Regions from separate parts of the Homo sapiens genome. Here region 2 is linked to region 1. Evidence: read pairs that join two places in POLR2A ChIA-PET (ENCODE). Cell type or tissue: PC-3. All regions are shown on one strand. Region 1 overlaps NRDE2 (NRDE-2, necessary for RNA interference, domain containing). Region 2 has its middle 58 kb from the start of LINC00642.

Region 1 (4,000 bases):
TTCTTTTTCTCTTTCTTCTTTTTTCTACTTGTTTGTTTGAGCTTTTTGTTAGTGTCACTTTCATCTGAAGACTCTGATTTCAGATGACTCCTGTTTGGGAAAATCAACTTTAAAATTACTTTCTAAAAAGATGTAGGAAAAATAATACTATGTAAATAAGTCAACAAATATTTAAGATGGAACTATATAAATGTTCACACAGATTTACTATTTGCCCATATATTACACAGTAACTTACTGGATTACACCTCACCTGCAAGACTTAGGAATTGGATCTAAAATAATAACAGGTGAAGAAATTCCAATTTTAATAGTTTCTAAACCTATACTTTCTTATTTATACATCTTTAAATGAAAGTAACCTACCACTTAACAAATATAGTATTTTTAAGACATTATTAAAGGTTGGCTGGGTGTGGTTACTCATGCCTATAATCCTAGCACTTTGGGAGGCCAAGGCAAGAGGACTGCTGAAGGTGCTTGGGAGTTTGAGACAAGCCTGGGCAACGTAGCAAGACCTCATCTTTATTTTAAAAATAATAATAATAATTTTCAAAAAAAATCATTATAAAAAGGTTTATTTTCAGTGCCACATATTATGTCAACATGTTGTTAATAAAAAAACCAAAACATTTAATTGTGGTCCTTGTTTTTGGAGATGACAATGAGCTCTTCTTCCTCATTACTGAAATATCTAATATCTACCAACTTCCTCTCATACATCAACTCTTCTCAATTTCCAAAGGCTTCTTACACATTTAGAGTACCGGGTTTCACAACCTATTCACCCTATTAATGAAATCTAGTCTGTATTTGTAAGACAGCTTATTTCTCAGTTCAATGATCTAAAACAAAATTCTTTCACAGCTGAGGAGAGATGTGTGCCATCTTGCTTTCCCTGACGTTTTGATGCCATTTTTAATCTTATACAAGCTCCCTCTCTATTTTTACAAAAGGGTTGAAAATGTAACTAAAAAAATACCTGAATTATGATGTTCTAAAGGTTACTAATGAGGCTAGTAAAGTTACTCGAGAATCACAATGATGCCATTTCCCTCTTGGCCTAATTACAGGCACTAACTGTGTCATGTACTTGCCACTGCAAAGCAAAGAAAAAAAAAAGAATACAAGAGGTAAGGGAAAATAGTCAAAGATCACCTTATTACTTTAAGTAAGAGTTTTACATACCTCTTTTATTAGAGTTTTCTAAGGAGCTTCATTTCAGCTAAGCTATAGACAGTAAACTGACAAAAACGAAAACACATCTGTCAAACAAAAACTACCTTGTCAGCGGTAACCCTTCAGAAACATGGGCTGGAGCTGCTTCAGTTTGTTGGCTCAGGGACGTTATGGATCCAACACAAAAGCTTGGGTTGCTCAGCCAGTCTAACTCTGCACAGGCAAAAGGAGAAAAGATCAATGAAATTAGTTCAATATGATTCTAAAGCAGGAGATCTATCCATCTTATCAGCTGACATCCTAATTCACAGCCAATGCCAGCCAGACGTTTTGAACAGTCAGTCCAAAGTCCACAGAAGCTGAACAGAATCCATGAAATTTTTATTTCACAGGGCATGGCTTTAATACCCTCTAAAATATTCTAGACCAAAATCCTTCCGTGATATCAAACTGCAGCTTAAGCAAAAGCCATGTAACAAGTACGGGCTAAAAGGCAACAAGGCATTTTGCATTCCATCCATCCACACTGTCTAATGAGTGTGAATGCTTCCAAAGCATTAGGTTTTTATGACCTCAAATTTGATTCAGACAATTCCTAAAAGTTAAAAGATCAAATCGGCTGGGTATGGTGGCTCATGCCTGTAATCCCAGCACTTTGGGAGGCTGAGGAGGGCAGATCACCTGAGGTCGGGAGTTTGACACCAGCCTGGCCAACACGGTGAAAAACCATCTCTACTAAAAATAAAAAAATTAGCCGGGTGTGGTAGCACACGCCTGTAATCCCAGCTACTCGGGAGGCTGAGGCAGGAGATTGCTTGAACCTGGGAGGCAGAGGTTGCAGTGAGCCGGTATCACGCCACTGCACTCCAGCATGGATGACAGAGTTAGACTCCATCTCAAACAAAACAAAACAAAACAAAAGCAAATCAAATCATGCATAAAAGCCCACCATGCTTAATATTATTACAGAAGATTAAGATCTTTTAAAAAATATTCCATGTTCTACCTTAGTACACTAACTTAACAAACTTTTCCTTATAATAGTACTCTTCTTTGGAAATAAAAACCTAAGATGTTAACTTTTAATGCTAAAATTATATAAATGTGAATACTGTGATGATTATCTCTAGGTGATTACATTAAATGTCTAAAGATTTTCTTCTTTCTGCTTACCCCTAATTTCTTACTTTTCTACAGTGAACGATTTCTAAATTACTTATTTTCTAACTTTTAGGAGTCTTAGCTGTGAAGGGAAGAAAAAAAACATGGGATGGCAGCAGCAAGGGAGCCCACGGGGGGTTTGTATTTTGTCCTGTTTTGTTTGGATGGGAGGCCAGAGCTTATTCATATCCTAAAGAGGAAGAACCCGTTAAATGGTTGAAGGTACAAAAGAGGAGGGTGACTGCATTTTTGAACAGTTTTATTGAGATATAATTTACATACCATAACTCAGCCATTAGTCATGTACAATTTAACAGATTTTTAGTATATTTACAGAGTTGTGTGGTCATCTTCATAACTTTAGAACATTTTCATCATCCCAAAACAAAACCTCAGACCTATTAGCAGTCCACTCCTATCACCCACCTCCTGTTTCCCTGCCCCGCCCACCTCACCCCTAGCCAAACACTAACCTGCTTTCTATCTCTCTAGATTTGCCTATTTTGGACATTTAATATAAATAAGCTCATATAATATACGTGGTCTTTTGTAACTTACCACAATGTTTTCAAGGTTCATCCATGCTGTAGTGTGTATCACTACCTCATTCGTTTTTATTGTCAAATATCTCATTTTATGGATTTACCACATTTTACCTGTCCATTAGTTGATGAACACTTGGGTTATTTCTTCTTTTTAGCTAATATGAATACTACTACTCTGAATATTCATGTACAAGTTTTCATATGGACACATTTTCATTTCTCCTGAGTGGATACCTAGGAGCGGAATTGCTGGGTGATATGGTAACTCATATTTAACATTTTGAGGAAATGCCAGATTGTTTTCCAAAGTAGCTGTACCATTTTAGATTCCCAATAACAATGTATAAGAATTCCAGTTTCTCCATATCCTTTTTTGTCATATTATCTTTTTTATTATAGTCACCCTAGTGGGTATGATGTGTCATCTTGCTGTAGTTTTGATTTCCATTTCCCTAATGACTAATGATGCTGAACATCTTTTCATGTGTTTATTAGCCATTCACAGATCTTCTTTGCAGAAGTTCTTTATTCTGGGTACTAGCTCCTTAAGTAACTGTATTAGTCCGTTCTCACACTGCTATAAAGAAATACCCAAGACTGGGTAATTTATAAAGGAAAGAGGTTTAATTGACTCGTAGTTCCACATAGCTGGGGAGGCCTCAGGAAACTTACAATCATGGTGGAAGGTGAAGAGGAAGCAAGGACCTTCTTGATGTGGTGGCAACAGAGGAAAGAGTAAAGAGCAAAGGGGGAAGAGCCCCTTATAAAACCATCAGATCTCATGAGAACTCACTCACTATCGTGAGAACAGCATGGGGCGAACTGCCCCCAGGATCCAATCACCTCCCACCAGTTCCTCCCTTGACACATGGGGATTATAGGGATTACAATTCAAGATGAGATTTGCAGGGGCACACAGAGCCAAACCATATCAGTATTTGCATCTTAGTATGGAGGAGATACCATAATGTATGCTTCCTGACAACAGGTACTGTTTTAATCACTGGCTTATAGTAAGTGTTCAACAAATACTTGTGAGAAAGAAGGAAAAGAGGAAGGAAGGAAAATCCCAAAGAAAGAAAGGCATATTAAACAGCACAGAAAAAAGGGAAAGA
Region 2 (4,000 bases), 190 kb after region 1:
GTGCCCAGCACAGAGCCATACACAGAGAACCCCACCTGGGTCAGATTAGCAGAGGCTGATCAATTTTTGACGTCACACCTGCAGCAGGGCTGAGTGCCCAGGAGAAAAGGGTCTTAACAGCACCTTGAAGTGAGTTGCCAGGCTGGGCAGAGATCAGGGAAGGCCAAGGAGGAAGGCTGTGAGCCACCTGGCCTTCAGAGAACTCCCAGACAGTGGCCCAGGGACCAGTCCAGCCCAGATCACCTTAGGCAGTGACCCCTCTCCCAGAATCCAGGCACCCTAGAGGCACCTTAGCAGAAGAACTCTCTGAGGTCTGCAGGCTTGAGCTGTTTTGCTTTCTCCAAGACAGTTTCGTCCTGTAATGGTCGCCATTCTCATTGTCATCATCCCGTTACAGTATATTTGTTTTATTTGAGAAACGTATGTAATGATTATTTCTGGCACTATGCTAAGTGCTTAAAAAGTATGAATTCACTAACTGCCGCAACCCCATAAGGTGGGTACTATTTATGAACCCTGAGGCCCAGAGAGGTCGAGTAACGTGCTTGATGTCATGTGGCCGATGGATGGCCACGTGGGGCTCTCGGCTTCCTTCTGAGAGGCAGCTGCCAGGGATGGGACACACAGTTGCTCCAGGCCCATCTCCAGACACAGCACTGTCCCCTATGTTGTCCCCATGCTTCCTGGGGCCTTGTGAGCTTCAGATTATTCATCTGTAAATGAGGACAATAAGGCCAGCTCTGGGGGCCCAGGGCTGGGCCTGGGGGAGGGCTCAGCCCCACAGGGCCCTGCCCCCTCCTTGCTGTTCACCATCTGTCTGAGGCTCACTCAGAAGCTCCCACTGACACGATTTGATTCTGCCAGAGCAATGTGCTGAGGGGTAGATGCAGGGCCCGGTGGGAGCCCCAGACTGCAGGGTGAGCTTCCTCTGGGGGCAAACCCAGCCACGCCAACCCAGGTGAGGCAGCCTGTGTGCTCTTGCGTGCCCCTGACCTTCCCCTGCCAGGCTGGCAGCCAGAGCTGACTCTTTTAAAGAACACTGGGCCAGGATCACAGCCACCCCAGGCCGAACCCTGAGCTGTGGGTTGTTTGCCAGGACGAGGTGGCCCTGGGGCAAGGAGGCCTCCCCAGGATGGGCTGCCCCCACCGTGGAGGAAATCCACACAGCAGCTCGGTTCCCCCAAAGGATTCCCTGCCTGCAGTCCAGGCCACACCAAAGTACACAGAGCCCTTGTGTGCGGCAGGAGGAGAGGGTGGGACTCCAGCAGGAGAAGCTTCCCGCCTTTTGGAAGCCCCCAGGCACCTGCCCAGGGGTCATAGGGATTCTTGGAGATCACTTTCCAGTCCAGAAATGCCTCCACCCCAGCCCTTCCAAGCCCTCAGTGTGGGGAGAGGCAGAGCCCCAGCACAGCTCACCCCTCCCTTGGAGGAAGGGAGTCAGAGGGGGTGAGCACTGGCTAAAGGTCACGCAGGAGACCTGGCTGCCGGCTGCCTTGGGCTGGGCCTGTCACAGGAGCCTTCTTGCACACTAAGGGCCTCAAACATAAGCCTTTGACATTCTCTCCAAAGGAGGTTACAGACTCAGGCACAACCACGATGTCTGCAGGGCCAGAGGAAGTTTGTTTCACAGCCACCAGGGAGGGTCCCATCACTGGACGCACCTCCTATGGCTCCTAAACCTGGATGTGTCGGAAATAAATCCTGTATCTACTTGGTAGCTACCACTAGGCTATTGCCCCAGTGGGGGCTGAAAGTGGTAATTTGTTCACCATAAGCATTACAAACAATATTATGATTCTTATAACGTGATCTCCATGTGTCGGTAAGACATTAAGACCCTTAAAAAATGACCATGACTCAAGTTGTTCTCTGCCTCCAAGGGCCTGGTTCCAGAAAATTCTGGGTGGAGGTGAGCTGGGCAGCCTCCCTCTAACCTCCCCGGGGAATGGCCTGGGGACTTAGCCAAACGCTGACAACCAGTGTGTGAGGGACAGGTGGACGCTTCCCAAATCAGCTCTGTGCAGAGGACAGACCGCAGCTGTCAGGCCTATGTTGGCCTGACCCTCCCCTGTGACCTTGGGCCAGGGACCCCCTCCAGTGTCAGCGTCCCCATCAGAGCCTCAAGAGCTGAGCCAAGTGACCCTTCTGATGCTCCCTAGCCCTGCCACTCAGCTCCAGCTCAGCCCCAGGGAAGCCCCTCCACTGTGGGGACTCACCTGGAGCTACCTGGGGCATGAGCAGCTGAGGAAGGAAAGAAAATGCTCTTTAAGTTGTCATAACAGAGCGGGGCCTCCAGCACCTCCTGTTTACTGAAGGTGAGTAAATACAGCCGGGCCCTTAGCAACAGGCACAAAGGGGCCCTTGTGCCGCCCGCTGCTCGCTGCTCGCTGCTCCCTTGGCTCCCTCCCTGAGCTCAGCCCCAGCTGGGAGCTCTCTGAGAGGCAGGCTGGCCTGGCCCACAGCCCTGGCCTGACTGGGTGGGGAACGGGGCGGGTGCAAGGACTGCTGTGTGCCAGTCTCCAGGCGTGTCAGGGAGCCAGGCCTTTAGAGGGCCCTGTCCTCTGCAGGCAGAAAATTCCACCCCATTCTTCTGACCAGCAAACTGGGGTTCTGAGAGGCCCCTGATTTGAGTTTGTCACTCAGAGATGGAGCGGGTGAGCCTTAGACCAAGAAGCCCTGAGTTGGACGTCAGTCTCGGCCATGGGCGCTTTGGCGTGTTCTGTGTTACGAGTCCCAGTCTCTTCATTTCTAACAAGGGGCTCATGCATCACGCCTGGCTCACCTGGCTGCGTGCGCATCAAATCAGATGAGTGTGTGAGGACGTTCATTCTAAACTTTACAAGCTCTGAGCAAACAGAGGGAGTTATTATTGGGCCAAGCGGGCAGACCAGACATTAGAGTTGATGATAAATCGGTCGGGCCCCTGTCAAGCGCTAGGAGCTTCCAGAGCCCCCTTTTGAATGATGAGGTGTCACGCCTCCTGGAACCCCAGGTACTGGCAGCCGACTCCATGCCAGGCTGGGGAAATGGGGTGAGGATGGTGCAATCCCTGCCTAGAGGGCCTCCCTCTCTAAAACAAAGGGCTAGTTCCACGGTGTATGAAGCACTATAATTCATCAATAAACTGTGAAGGCCTCAGTTGAAAAATGAGAAAAAGACATGGCTAAGAAGTAACTCATGAAAGAATTAAGACTGGACACAGTGGCTCATGCCTGTAATTCCAGCTATTTGGGAGGCCGAGGTGGGAGGATCACGTGAGATCAGGAGTTCAAGACCAGCCTGGGCAACACAGTGAGACCACATCTCTACAAAAAAAAAATTTTTTAATAAAAACGGAAATAAGTGAGTTGGGCATGGCAGTGTGTGCCTGCAGTCTTGGCTACTCAGGCTGCTGAGGCAGGAGGACCACTTGAGCCCAGGAGTTCGAGGTTGCAGGTGCCACTGCACTCTAGCCTGGGTGACAGAGGGAGACTCCATCTCTTAAAAAAGAAAATGAATGCTTATCAACACTTAGAAAAAAACAAAAAATAGAAATCAACCTGATGAGTAACAAAAATGAAAATAAAAGCAACATTCAGATTTTCTGCACCCCCCCATTAGATTATTAAAAAGATTAGAAACATTTCCCCCAGCATGGGCAAGTTGGTTATGAAGGCTCTGCCCCTTACTAACTTTTTTTTTTTTTTTTTTGAGATGGAGTCTGGCTCTATCACCCAGGCCCGAGTGCAGTGGCGCGATCTCAGCTCACTGCAAGCTCTGCCTCCCGGGTTCACGCCATTCTCCTGCCTCAGCCTCCCGAGTAGCTGGGACTACAGGCGCCCGCCACCACGCCCGGCTAATTTTTTGTATTTTTAGTAGAGACAGGATTTCACCGTGTTACCCAGGATGGTCTCGATCTCCTGATCTTGTGATCTGCCCACCTTGGCCTCCCAAAGTGCTGGGATTACAGGCATGAGCCACCACGCCCAGCCACCCCTTACTAACTTTTGACCTCTAGCAT

The links. Peaks named below come from ENCODE experiments on the same cell type or tissue, not always from the same donor. Only the 100,000 strongest peaks of a DNase experiment are listed, where the experiment ranks them.
Region 2: POLR2A ChIA-PET joins it to region 1 with 14 read pairs; 3 of 35 experiments call an interaction of 5 or more read pairs at or near these places.

Annotation. Positions count from the first base shown.
Region 1 is chr14:90,316,722-90,320,721 of GRCh38, forward strand. NRDE2 (NRDE-2, necessary for RNA interference, domain containing) reads right to left here. Exons shown (of 14, transcript NM_017970.4): 2 at 1,284-1,392; 3 at 1-90. Among named protein-coding and RNA genes, the nearest start is that of NRDE2, 13 kb to the right of the region's middle. In PC-3, no CTCF peak of the experiment used is centred here; no DNase peak of the experiment used is centred here; H3K27ac peaks cover 352 bases.
Region 2 is chr14:90,511,405-90,515,404 of GRCh38, forward strand. No RefSeq gene overlaps it. Among named protein-coding and RNA genes, the nearest start is that of LINC00642, 58 kb to the left of the region's middle. RefSeq lists enhancers at 711-1,543, 1,762-2,274, 2,261-2,555. In PC-3, no CTCF peak of the experiment used is centred here; DNase peaks (open chromatin) are centred at 2,357 and 2,807; H3K4me3 peaks cover 317 bases; H3K27ac peaks cover 2,911 bases.